Linked DNA regions of Homo sapiens: regions 2 and 3 are each linked to region 1. The links are chromatin contacts, found by Hi-C or POLR2A ChIA-PET in ENCODE. All regions are on one chromosome and are shown on one strand. The core of a region is the stretch at or near the end of the contact, and the rest is flanking DNA. Distances in the headings are between cores, read along the strand shown.

Region 1 (4,550 bases), core at 574-3,073:
GTGATCCAAGTATTAGCTTATGTGAGGTACATATATGATGAAGGAAAGTTAGAAAACTTTTATTTTCTATGTATCATTGAAAATCTATGTTACAGGAAAGGCTGTTTGTTTAGTTAATTATTTTGTCAGCTGTTTTTAGACTGGAAAGACAGACCATCAGCTATTTGTACAGCAAAGAAGGACATCATTACCCAAAAAAAGAGATTGAACCTAAAGTCAGTCTGTATTCTTATTTCCAAAAAGATTTAGAAGTTGAGAAATAAGCCTTTGATATTGAATGAAAATGAAGATTAGAAATACCAGCAAATCATAGCCGTTGAGTGCAGTTTTGCATGCTGTGCAAAAATTGCCAGTGAATAAAAGGTTTTGCTTATCCAAACCAACATATGCCAACTTTTGAGGAAAGAAGTGCTAACTTGAGTTTTTAAAATAAGCGATGAGATTTAAAATACTTCTTTATGACACTGGTGCTGGCAGTAGAGATATTTCTGTGGCTTGCTCCAATGGTGTGTCTTAGTGATATATTCAGTATCTTGATTGGCCAGAATCCACCACTGTAGGCTGAAATGCCAGGATTTTCCTTGTGGAGGGCAAGGTACTGATTTTCCTAAGATGACTAAGCTATAGTGGAGACTGCTCACACTAAGAGCTTACCAACTCTTCCCCCTTGAAAACTTTTCCTCTTAAGAGAGAAAAAAAAATTTTTGTTAGATATATTTTTTAAAGTCCTAACTCTACAGAAGACCATAAGGAAATACTTTTCTGAGCCATGTTAACCAAAGAGTGAATTAGAAATCTGTTCACCACTCCTGCCAAGTGAGAGCCAGGCTTCCAGCATTGGAGTTTGTTCTTCTGTACACATACATAGTAAAAATTATTTGTAACTTCTATGTCTGTATTTAATTCATTTTTCAAAAACTATATGACAGAGCCATCAAACATTTCCATTCCTGGTGACCTATACTTGTGAATTAGAGATTTCTAATTCAATAGATACCAAGAAGAAAGGAAACTGACTTACAATTTAACTTATATATCAAGTTGACTAAAGATCCCTTGGTGAAAAATGGTCAGATTTCATTTATTTCACTAGCAGAAAATAGTTATTCTAATTATGATTTATTGTAAAATTTTATTTGATATTTTAAATGATGATGAATTTTATTTACCTAGAAGAGAGCAGTTAGAAAAACAATAATTAGTGTAGAGTCAGCAGCTACATGCTTCACCACTAGATGGTGCTCCTGCCTCAGCCATCTAAAGTGCTGAATCAGTGATGTGGAAACCAACAAATGTGCTGATGAAGTGTGGCCACTGAATAAGGAGATTTAGGCTATGGAAAAATGGAATACAAATACATTGTCTTATAGTATTAGATAAGTAGGTTAGCACAGGCTAAAAATAGGAAATGCCTAACAGTCAAACTGTTTGCAGATTTTAAAAATTCAAAAAGAAGAGGAGAAAAATAAGCACGAATGGATACAGATTATAAAGTTTTATAATTTTTAACACAGTAATTTCATAAATAATATAAAGTATTTGAGTATATAAATATAAATTTTAGATAGAAAACTCATACTTTAAGATAAATTTACATTCAGAATCAAGAAATAAGGACAAAAATCTTCAATAGAAAAATGTGGTTTAATAATATATATTGAAATTGACTTTAACTTGAGAGAGGGGACATGGAATTATGATAAATCAAATTCTTAATGTTTATTTTCGTACATAAATTTTCTGTGCTAAAAATCCTCCATCGTTTTTACATGAACTTCCGCCAAGCTAGTGCTAAGAATACAGTATTGAGTAAGACATGTTCTCTGTCCTCAGTGACCTCAGAGTCTGAGTGGTTGGGGCCAGTAGAGAAATTAGGCACTGCCTAGTCCCAGCTCCCACCTAATTCAGGAATCCTGTCAACTTCTTCCTAAATACTTGTGGTGAAAAGATGAAAAGAAACCCAGCCACTTCATACAAACTCATTGCTTTATAGGGCTAATTTTAGGAAAGTCTTCCTTATATTGAAGCATTTCAGTATAAATGCATTTCTGTCTAGCAGTTGTAATTCTTCCCTTTGGTGAAACACAGAACAAGTCAGCTTCTTCTTCCGCCCAATAGCCACTCAGATCTTGATCACATCTACACTCTAGTCTTATTTTTTCTCAAGATTAAACATTACTACATTAGTAGCATCTTTCACAATCATTTTGAATATAGTTACACTTACCTGTTTTGTGGTTTTTGCACATTATATATGATTCTATCTATAAATAATAGACAAAAATACTGATATATGTGAAATACTAATTAGAGACCTTTCTTGGGTTGACATTCATCTGCTATGCAAAACTCTGAGTAGAGTTCTTCAAATAGTTATGAAGCCAACCCGTATTTCTCTAACACAAAGATAATACAAAAATCTTTGTTATGTAACTTTCAAACCTCATTATTTTATCAAGCAGTTATGGACCACCTGATATATAGAAAGCACCGTGGCTGGGCGCGGTGGCTCACGCCTGTAATCCCAGCACTTTGGGAGGCCGAGGCGGGTGGATCACAAGGTCAGGAGATGGAGACCATCCTGGCTAACACAGTGAAACCCCGTCTCAACTAAAAAACAAAAAATTAGCCGGGCATGGTGGCGGGCACCTGTAGTGCCAGCTACTTGGGAGGCTGAGGCAGGAGAATGGCGTGAACCCGGGAGGTGGAGCTTGCAGTGAGCCGAGATTGTGCCACTGCACTCCAGCCTGGGCGACAGGGTGAGACTCCGTCTCAGAAAGAAAAAAAAAAAAAAAGCACCATATAAGTTACTGGAATACAAGTCAAGAAAGACCTGGTCTCTTAGTGTTTGGAGGTGATGATGGTCAGGTGCACCAGCGTTTGGAATGTAACCACAGGGACAGCTAAAGGAGGCTCAGGTGGCAGTGGGAGCACAGAAGGCAGAGCTCTAGTCAGTCCCTGTCCTGGGGCCTCCCATGGAGCGTGGCACTTGAGCTCAATTCTGTAGGGTCAGAGGGGTTAGCACTGATAGCAGGGGTGGGGTAGTGAGCGCTGGACAGCTGAAATCTAGACCTTCATCCTGATGCTAGTTTTTCCCTGTTTAGAACAGTTGAAGAATCACTCTCTCTGCTGAAGAATCCAGAAAAGAAAGGTGGTTTAGTCCCTCATTAGGCCTACTATTGAGAAAGATGTCCAAATATCTTGCCTTATTTGTTCTTCTCGCACCAAAATATCTTGAAAAAGAGATCTAATTTCTTCCATGATAAAACCACCAAAGATACAGGATTTCTGTATTATTAGACTATCAAAATAAAAGCAGAATGCACCCCCCCACCCACCCAAAAAAATAAAGCTGCTCAAATTGCTCTTTTTACCACTGCTTCCTTTGGGAGAAGAAAAATAATCAGTGAAAGGGAAATGAAGTGGGTAGGAATGACTGCAGGTAAAATTGTTAAGAATGCACTGTGACCTCCTACCTCCAGGATTGCAGCTTCCATCTTCCTTCTCTGGTCTTCTCCTACACCACAGCACACACATCCTCAATCTAGACACATTTGCTTCTTATCTCCTCTTCTCCCATTCTATCCAAGGTTTTCTCCAGAGTTGCAATTCTGCTAAACCCATTAAAACACCAGCTAATAACAAAGATGTTCATGCCCAAATAAAAGTTAGGATATAAATTATCCCAGATGTATTTGAATTTCCATAGAGTCTAGAAGACCGAGAGTCTTCAAGACTCAAGTGAATAAGGCTATAATAACCAGAATAAGGCCCTCTTGAATCATACCACCTTGATAGCCACCCTTCTGACCAGTTAATCAATCATTAGGCCAACCCAGGAGATACTTCCCACCTCATATGCCTTCCCAAAACATTGAGCCCCATAAGCATTACTTGAATCAGGCATCACTGTATAAATTAGAGGTAAACAAAAGAAGTGATGTGAAGGCAGTTGGGAAGTGAAGACTTGTGAGCAGAGAATTTTTTTTATTCTTCTTGGAAGTACAGAGGCAAATCCAAAATATATAGATGTAGATTTAAAAATACAGTGCTGATTTTTACTAGGAATTACACTTAACATAATCAAAAAGCTAAAAGTTAAATTGGTCCCAAGTATGTTCATAAAATGGCCTTTGAGAAAGTAGTGGAGATCTTTAATGTTTTTATTTGGTTTTATTTTCCTTTTGGAACCAGGTTATTCAGAGAATATTCTACACAGTCAACAGATCTTGGAGTGGAAAAATTACTTCGACAGAGATAAGAAAAAGCAACTTTTTGCAAGTATGCCTTTCATTAGAATTCATGTGTAATGAGCAATTTAGATAATTTTCTTACTTTATTTAACAAATATTTGAGCGCTTACTCTATTCAAAGCACTGTCACTACTTTCAGTCATTAAGCATTTATCAAATACCTGTCGTGGGATGCTGGAATGTTTTGGGTGAGGGGGTAAAAATGAAGAGAATAATAAGGGATCTCTGCCTGAAGGCATGCACTCTGGAGCAAAAGAGTGAAGTGTACAGACACTAAACCTGACTTGATAAATTCCA
Region 2 (4,550 bases), core at 1,494-3,993, 710 kb after region 1:
TCCACTCAGATCCCTTTTATCAGCTGGTGCACCCCTTCCATTCTTTACCCTTTCCCCCACTCCCTGCAGCTATTTTGAGGCTGTGGCCAGCAGTTTAAACCTGTGACCTTGGTTTATGAGAGGTGTTTTAGGTTGTCAAAAGCCTCCTAGCCTAGGGATGCCGGGGAAGTTACACTGTCTCAATATATAGACTAATAACTAATAGATATGGAGTTTCTTAACAGGCTAACCTCCTTGCTTCAAGGCAGAAACAACTCTGTAGTGTAATTTGTGTTCCAGAGGCAAGCTTCCCTCTCCACACACAAAACCAGACCAAGACTAGATTTTACCTGACATCAGGTCGTTACTTGGCTCCTTCTCCTTCTCTATCTTGCTCCCTTACAGGTTTCTCTAAGAGCATTCCCTGCCTTTCTTACATCTGAATCCTTGCCTCAGGCTCTGCTTCTAGGGAACTTCATCCAAGACACATTTCTGAACCAGTCATTGAAGGAGTGGCTAAGTGTTTCTTAGGGACAAACCAGGTAATATGCCCATCTACACCTCATAAACCTGAATTACTGAATGTTTCATGGAGGACTTTGGTTTGTTTAGTACTATAACCCCAATATTCAAAATAATTCATTTACTTGTATTACGAAAATAAATCAAGGAAAGAATGGACTGAGTGTGTGTGTGTTTGAATCCTTGAAATGGAAGAAATATAGTGCCAACAAGGGACCTGAGTGAGTGCAGCCCAGCCTGAATTTACGACGTGCAGCCAAAACGGCTGCTCTCAGCTTGCATGTATGTGGCCAAGAGGCAGAGCTGATAGGTCAGCACAGAAGCTGGCCCTCATCCTGTCATCCTGTCTCAATTTCTTTTTTCTTTTTTTCTTTTTCTTTTTTGAGATGGAGTCTCATTCTGTTACCCAGGCTGAAGTGTAGTGGCATGATCTTGGCTCACTGCAACCTCAACCTCCATCTAAGGCAGTGATTCTCCTGCCTTAGCCTCCCTAGTTAGTAGCTGGGATTACAGGTGCCCGCCACCATGCCAAGCAAATTTTTGTATTTTTAGTGGAGATGGGGTTTCACCATGTTGGCCAGGTTGGTCTCAAACTTCTGACCTCAAGTGATCTGCCTGCCTGTGCTTCCCAATGTGCTGGGATTACAGTCATGATAAACTTATTTTATTTTATTTATTTATTTTTGTGTGTGTGTGTGACAGAGTTTTACTCTGTTGCCCAGGCTGGAGAGCAGTGGCACGATCTTGGCTCACTGCAACCTCTGCCTCCCAGGTTCAAGCAATTCTCTTGTCTCAGCCTCCTGAATAACTGGGACTACAGACGCATGCCACCACACCTGGCTAATTTTTGTAGTTTTTTAGATACAAAAAAAGAGATGGGATTTCACTGTGTTGGCCAGACTGGTCTCGAATGCCTGACCTCAAGTGATCTGCCTGCCTCAGCCTCCCGAAGTGCTGGGAATTACAGGAGTGAGCCACTGCGCCCTGCCCGATTTTGTTTTGAATGGAACATGTGATCACTCTGATATTCAAAGGAGTAGTAGCAGAGAGCACAGGACTTGGTGCCCTCCAAAGCCTATGGGAGTCTTGAAGGATATTCCAAATGTGGAAAAAAAATATTTTTTTCCCAAGAAAATTTGTGCGTGTGAAAGAGTGTGTGTGTGTGTGTGTGTGTGTGTGTGTGTGTGTGTATGACTGTTACCAGAAGAAAGGGGATTGAATGTAGGAATGTGGAATGATAACTATGCACTACAACGATAAACAAGCGGAACTGAACTTAAAAACCAAAGCTTTCACTCTGCCAAAGACCAAATTTTTGTTAATGACCATACATGCCAAGCATTTGTGATTCTAAGCACTGCTTTCACTTTAGGATTAAAAAAATATCCTAGGAAGTGTGTTTGTTGCTTATTTGTTATCTGGTGAGTAATGGAATTACTTCAAGTAGATAATGAAAATCCGCTTTTTATTTAATATAAGAATTGCAGAGAGCAGAAACTAAAATCCTGTAAACAATTTCTTGCTGAGTCATTCACCCTTGCTCAAGACAAGCTTTCACTTTGCACTGAATTTTAATGTGATGTTTCTTCATCTTCCCCCACCTTCTGTACCATAGTCAGCTAGTCAGTAATTTCTCTTTGACCAGAGTGATACTGTCCTCCCAGAATGGTCAGGCAGACAGCTGAGACATTTCTAGGGATCTCCATACTTTTTCACTTCCAAGGATCCATTCATGATCTTTCTCCCAAGGATCCATGGGTGTAAGACCTCATTGCAACACAAACTATGCGTCTGGAAAATAATTAATTTGTGTCCTCAAAATTTATTAATTGTAGTAACCATGCTGGTATAATTCTAGCACAAACTAAAGCAGTTTTTTAGTTACTTTTAAAAGCACTCTCATGAGTTAAAGCGGGATTTCTATCAAGCTTTCTGAAATAATGAAAATGTTGGAAGTCATTAAATAACTTTATTCCAGGGAGATATATGTTTGCAAAGATAATTCTGGTTTGGGTAGGAGAAAAGCCAAGTCAGGGAGATCTGCCAGAAGACTGTTTTGGTAGTCCAAAGAGAGAGAGATTTGTTAATAAAGAGAAGCATGAGAAATGCCCTTTGGAGTAAAATTGACTACCTCAGAGTGTCTAGCTTCACTGTGCTAAATAAGGCAGGACCTGCTGTGCAGAGACCAAAACTAACAAGTCTCTCAGAACCACTGTACTCAGCATCTCCCCTGAACAGTCTGTGTAGCTGTCACCAGGTGGCACGTGGTAGGAATCTGGGTCATGCTGTGTAACCTTCCTGGTTAGGCCACGAAGAAGTGAGAGAAGTGCAGTCCATATGATTTGGTCCATAAATACAAAACTTCTCCTTGATATGAATTAACCAACTACTAACAGGGCCAAATGATAACATTCATGAGCTTTGGGCAGTTTTGAATCTGTGGGCCCTTCCCTCCATAATAAATATTAAAAATTATATTTTATAACTGCATTGGTATAAAGATGAATATAATCCATGCTGGTTTCTTTTTTTTTATTGTGGTAAAATATACATAACATTTCCCATTTTAACCATTTTTAACCATACAGTTCAGTGGCTTTAAGTACACTGGATTCTTTTTATATGTTTATTATTATTTATTTATTTTTATTTATTCTGATTTTAAAAGAAATTAAAATTAAAACATTCTGCAGGCCCTTAAAAGTATCTCGGTCCCTAGATACTGTGCTAGCTGTACCTAATGGATGAGTTGGCCATGACTATTAGATGGCAAAAAAAGGGCAAGAAAGAGCAAATTTGAAATGTACTCAAACTCATTTTACAGTTCACACACACAAAATGACATTCCAACTTGCTTTTCCTTTCTGCAGGGAGACATTAATCCTAGGAAGCAGTGTGTTTACTGGATGGAACACAGGACTATGGCACACTGAGATCAAGCATTATTTTTGTCCCATACTAGGTATGTATCATACTCAGCACAATGTGGAGCTCAGACAGGCCCATGCGAGGAGCCCAAGGGGGTCAGTGCCAGCAGACTCAGAAACAGCACCAGCTCCAGGCTAAGAGGTTGGGGCAGAGACTCCAGATGAAGGCCAGGACAGCTCCCAGGGGTCCAATAGGAATAATCCAAAGTTCAGTAGGGGACATATGTACCAATCATAGCCACAAACTAGAGAATGGAAACAAATAAACAAAGGAGGGAACTGAGGCAAGAAGACCAAATGCCAGTCAGGCCCGCTTGAGCCTCTTTTATTTTAAATGTTTTGAGGAGACAGAGTCTTGCTATATTGCCTAGGCTGGTCTTGAACTCCTGGCCTCAAGTGATCCTCCCACCTCGGTCTCCCAAAGTGTTGGGATTACAGGCATGAGCCACCATGCCTGGCCTGAGTATCCTTATTCTTTTTTTTTCTTTGAGATGAAGTCTCACTTTTGTTGCCCAGGCTAGAGTGCGATGGCGTGATCTCTGCTCACTGCAATCTCAGCCTCCTGGGTTCAAGCGATTCTCCTGCCTCAGCCTTCTGAGTAGCTGGGATTACAGGCACCTGCCACCATGCCCAGTTAATTTTTGTATTTTTAGTAGAGACGGAGTTTCACCATGTTGGCCAGGTTGGTCTCAAACTCCTGACCTCGGCCATCTGCCTGCCTCGGCCTCCCAGAGGGCTGGGATTACAGGCATGAGCCACCGTAAGCTGAGTCTCCTTGTTCTTACTGCAAGTGCTACTGTTGCCTGGAACTGTGTGCCCTTGGGCATTTCTTCTCTCCAAGCCTCCGATTGCCTATCTATGCAATTAGAAATTGGACTAATGACCCCTCAGATCCTATAAACCTTTTTGCCTGTTTCCAGCTTCTTAGTAGCCTCACCCTTTTTCCTGTTCTAGTACTAGATGATTGAAATTCAGAGATTAATGCTCAAGTTTTAGAGTAGAGGTTGCAAATTTATAGCTGCAAGGCCAAATCCAACCACAGGAGAACTTTGTTTGGCTTGCTCAACATCTTAAAATTTTGTCACGCCTGTGATCCCAGCACTTTGGGAGGCCAAGGCGGGC
Region 3 (4,550 bases), core at 1,399-3,898, 540 kb after region 1:
AACTCCTGGACTCAAGTGATTTGCCCCGCCTTGGCTTCCCAAAGTGCTAGAATTACAGGTGTGCGCCACTGTGCCCGGCCAATTAATTCTTTACATTAATTTTTCTCCATTTGAATTACTGGCAATGATTCTCTCACCAGACTGGACCCAGACTGATTCTTTATATGTGCACTGTCCAACATGGTAACCACTATCCCCAAACATGGCTTTCAAAGAACTTATACTGGCTGGGCGTCGTGGCTCATGCCTGTAATCCCAGCACTTTGGGAGGCTGATGCGGATGGATTAGCTGAGGTCAGGAGTTTGAGACCGGCCTGGCCAGCATGGTGAAACCCCGTCTACACTAAAAATACAAAAAATTAGCCAGGCATGGTGGTACGCGCCTGTAGTCCTAGTTACTCAGGAGGCTAAGGCAGGAGAATTGCTTGAACCCGGGAGGCGGAGGTTGCAGTGAGCCAAGATTGTGCCACTGCACTCCAGCGTGGGCAACAGAGAAAGACTCTGCCTCAAAAAATAAACAAATAAAATAAAAAAGAACTTATATTATTTAAGATGTATTTTCAACATCCTAATACAATCTTGTCAATTGGTAGTGATGAAGGAACACTAGTGTTTTATATCCCATAAACAACAGTACAAATGAAATATCTATGGTCCATAGGGTTATTAATACAGAAATTAGAGTTCATTACTGCAGGTAATTCAAGGGACATAGTGATTTTAAAATATTTTAATGAGTATGTATAGGAAAGCAAACCTGAAATACCTGAAAGAAAGCCTGCAGCAACACAGTAAGTAATGAATTTCATGGAAAATATGTTACATATACATAGGAAGTCATTAATCTTCACTGTTCCTATATAAAAATGATGCAATCTAATCTCAGAATTTACAGCAATCTTTAGGACAACTGTATACTATTCAATTTAAATGTGTATCTACATTTCTAGTAAACTGTTTTAAATACACAAATTAGCCCTGCTGTGTAGGAAAATAACTTATCCCAAATACTCTATTCCAAAGCTCTAGAATAGGTTAAGTTGCAGTATGAATGTGCAATGACTTTCCTAGAAGTTTTAAGAAACAAAGATACAAAAACATTCTTTAACCTTTGTGCCTTATCTGGCATAATGAGCTGTGAATGTGAAATAATCCACACCGTATCACAAATAATATATATTAACTTTTTTGGGGACTGCATAATGCAAAAATTTTATACATACACAATTAAAAGATAAAGAGATAAATACGTGCAATATAAAATAATAAACTATAGTATACAAAGATACTTTTAATGGAATTTTGGTTTATGATAAGTGCTAAAAACCTTCTAAGAGAAACATTATTTTTAGTACCGAGAAGCAGGAAAAGTTTCACAAAAAAATTATGCTGCAAGTTGGGACTTCATGAACTCATAAAATTAGTTAAGAATTAGTATTAGTAAGATTAGCATATGTAGAATTTAGAAAACAAGGGTTCCAGAACGAAAAAACACAATGAGCAATGGTGTGAATGTGGGAAAGCAAAAGCCATACATGAAAAAACAAGAGACAGATAGATACCTGACTAAAAAGTTGTGAACAGGGAAATACAATAAAATATTAGGTGTAATATTAGGTTAGTTGAAGATACCCCACACTTTTTCATAAAATGGCATTGCCTGTGAGCTGAGATCGTGTCACTGCACTCCAGCCTGGGTGACAACAAGACTTTGTCCAAAAAAAAAAAAAAAAAAAAAAAAAAAGGAGTGGGGGCACTGCCTGCTTTTTGAATAAGAAAAAACATATTCGTGGCCGGTCGGTGGCTCACGCCTGTAATCCCAGCACTTTGGGAGGCCGAGGCAGGCAGATCACGAGGTCAGGAGATTGAGACCATCCTGGCTAACACGGTGAAACCCCATCTCTACTAAAAATACAAAAAATTATCCGGGCGTGATGGTGGGCACCTGTAGTCCCAGCTACTTGGGAGGCTGAGGCAGGGGAATGGTGTGAACCTGGGAGGCGGAGCTTGCAGTGAGCCAAGGTCGTGCCACTGCACTCCAGCCTGGGCAATAGAGCAAGACTCCAAATCAAAAAAAAAAAGAAAATGAAAAAAAAGAAAAAACATATTCCCACCCGGCACTATTAAAAAGGATGAAATAGAAAAAGACAAAGACCAAAGGTAGGAAGCTAACAGTACAGCTGCCAATAAAGTAAGCCCTAAAGATACAAACTTGGGAAATGTAAAATAAAGGACAGATGTGGAAGACACAGTGAGCTTATAAAGTAAAAGTCATCAGACGCTGGGCGCAGTGGCTCGCACCTGTAATCCCAGCACTTTGGGAGGCCAAGGCGGGTGGATCACGAGGTCAGGAGATCAAGACCATCCTGGTTAACACGGTGAAACCCCGTCTCTACTAAAAATACAAAAAAAGTAGCCAGGCATGGTGGTGGGCACCTGTCGTCCCAGCTACTCGGGAGGCTGAGGCAGGAGAATGGCATGAACCTGGGAGGCGGAACTTGCAGTGAGCCGAGATCGCGCCACTGCACTCCAGCCTGGGCGACAGAGCAAGACTCCGTCTCAAAAAAAAAAAAAAAGTCATCAGACCTCAAATTTCAATAGATAAAGGAGACAGGACAAGAGACTTGGAGATGAGGAAATGTAACAATGACTCAGGTCTTAATTCTGTGTTCTTGGAACTGTGGTAGTCTTTAACATAATTAAGGAAGTCAGAACTAAAAACTAGTCTAGTCAGTAGAAGAAAATTCTAAATGAAAAATTAAGAAAACAACAAAGACAGCTTAAAAAGAAGTCCAACTAATATACTTCCTAAAGTGATCACAAAAGAGTGCACATTTAAGCTCCAAAAAAATTTTTTATAGAGATCTTTGTTTCTTAGAAAAATAAAAATAGAAAAAGTAGTACAGAAAATTATAAATAGGCTGGGCCCAGTGCCTCATGCCTGTAATCCAGCACTTTAGGAGTCCTACTGGGCAGACTGCTTGAGCCGAGGAGTTTGAGACCAGCCTGGGCAACATGACGAAACCTTGCCTCTACAAAAACTTAGCCGGTGTGGTGATGCATGACTGTAGTCCCACTCCAAAGGCTGAGGTGGGAGAATCACTTGAACCTGGGAAATCGAATCTGTGGTGAGCTGTGATCATACCACCTTTATTCACAAATAATGAACAATATAGAAAGTACTGATTTAAACTTCACCACTTAAAAATTAGAAAAGACTTAACCATTATAAGCAGTAACATAGCATATACCCATATATTTTGCTGTGTGAAAGGCAATAATATATGTCAAAAGCTTTCAAAACAAACAGCATATACTAACAAACTTCACTTCTAGAAATTTAGGATTAAAAAAAACAATGGCTATACAGCAAAACTTACTTGCAAAACAGTTCATGTCAGCATGGTTTAGAATAGTTAAGAATTTTTAACATAAATGCTCAACATGGCACCAACTCTGCAATTGGTTTGTCAGTGTCCCACATTAACTCCCTGGGCCTGGTCATTCAGTTTCCAGCCTCTGCTGAGTCCCTCATACTATTCCAAGTGTAGCAGGGGAAATTGAGAGGCCCTTCCTCAAGCTCTGGTCTTAATGGAGGTACAAGGGAGACATCTACAGGGAACCATGAGATCATTGGTGTTGGAAATGCTAAGTCAGTCCTTCTTTAGGCTGGATGTTGGTAGTGGTCATCACAAAGTCCATATATTTTATATCCAGGCCTTCACCTGGCCTATGGACTTATACCCATGTGCCTGGTTTATCAGTTCAATGGTTCTTCAGCCCATTACAGATAAGGAGCTATACTGAAGATCAAGGAGGAACCACTGGAGTCTGAATGTTCCTGAAAGATTGACTTAGTCCTAGCTTAGTCCTCATAAAACCTGGTAACAACAGGGTTGGTACTTTTACTCTCTATTTTACAGGAGTTATAACAGATTGTTAAAGGACAACCAAGAAAGGACAAAAGAAGTGACAGTCAGAGGTTGAGAGGAGCCAGAAAAAATCTAGCAGACATCTGCCACCACATTGTAACATGGTGGTTCCTATCACAACGCTGGGTCAAAAAGAGATTGATTTGATTTATAATGCTAAACCAAGAGGGTGGGCAAATAAAAATTTTGGTATTTAAAAGAAAAAAAAACTTTGGAATTTGAATATTATGAAATTCCCAACAGTCTACATTAAACTACCAAATAATTTTAAAGATCCAATTTTTATAAGTGACCTGTTAACTTACCCTTCTGGTACTCATTAATCTTTTGTTGTGCATTCTCCATCTTCTATGTATGAATAGACATTTAAAAATAAAAACTGTATCTTTTTATTGTTAGATATGAGTTCTAAATTTCTTTTCAAAGAAAAGTATGTTCAATTCTTTGCCTTCTACTTTTAAACTTAACTTCCTCATAAAGCAACCTTTTCCAATTACCTGCTCCACCCTGACTCATTCCAATCACCTGCTCCACCCTGACTCATTCCGATCACCTGCTCTGTCATAACCATTTTTCCCACCAAACCACTCACCCCGTCACTCTCTTTAAATTAGCCAA

The links. Hi-C counts contacts between places; a loop is a spot of excess contacts on that map. ChIA-PET counts read pairs that join two places held with the same protein, here RNA polymerase II (POLR2A). Pooled maps may share reads with other maps.
Region 2: a loop to region 1 is called in a pooled map, with 5 times the contacts of the local background. The contact joins two enhancer-like sites. A Hi-C loop is called at or near these places in 6 of 50 pooled maps. POLR2A ChIA-PET finds 5 or more read pairs at or near these places in 5 of 52 experiments (OCI-LY7, Panc1, activated T-cell and 2 more).
Region 3: a map of K562 shows a loop between it and region 1 (22-fold over the local background). The contact joins two enhancer-like sites. A Hi-C loop is called at or near these places in 3 of 168 maps with a recorded cell type or tissue (Caco-2, K562 and naive thymus-derived CD4-positive, alpha-beta T cell), 3 of 37 single-sample maps with no recorded cell type and 10 of 50 pooled maps. POLR2A ChIA-PET finds 5 or more read pairs at or near these places in 2 of 52 experiments (WTC11 and activated CD8-positive, alpha-beta memory T cell).

What each region holds. Positions count from the first base shown.
Region 1 is chr3:136,074,173-136,078,722 of GRCh38, forward strand. PPP2R3A (protein phosphatase 2 regulatory subunit B''alpha) reads left to right here. Exons shown (of 14, transcript NM_002718.5): 7 at 4,195-4,281. Among named protein-coding and RNA genes, the nearest start is that of PPP2R3A, 110 kb to the left of the region's middle. Within about 2 kb of position 1,824, at least 4 of the 41 ENCODE cell types and tissues checked have a DNase peak (open chromatin) inside an H3K27ac peak, as active enhancers do.
Region 2 is chr3:136,784,893-136,789,442 of GRCh38, forward strand. No RefSeq gene overlaps it. Among named protein-coding and RNA genes, the nearest start is that of SLC35G2, 32 kb to the right of the region's middle. Within about 2 kb of position 2,744, at least 11 of the 41 ENCODE cell types and tissues checked have a DNase peak (open chromatin) inside an H3K27ac peak, as active enhancers do.
Region 3 is chr3:136,613,708-136,618,257 of GRCh38, forward strand. All of the region lies in intron 3 of STAG1 (STAG1 cohesin complex component), which reads right to left. Among named protein-coding and RNA genes, the nearest start is that of STAG1, 140 kb to the right of the region's middle. Within about 2 kb of position 2,649, at least 2 of the 41 ENCODE cell types and tissues checked have a DNase peak (open chromatin) inside an H3K27ac peak, as active enhancers do.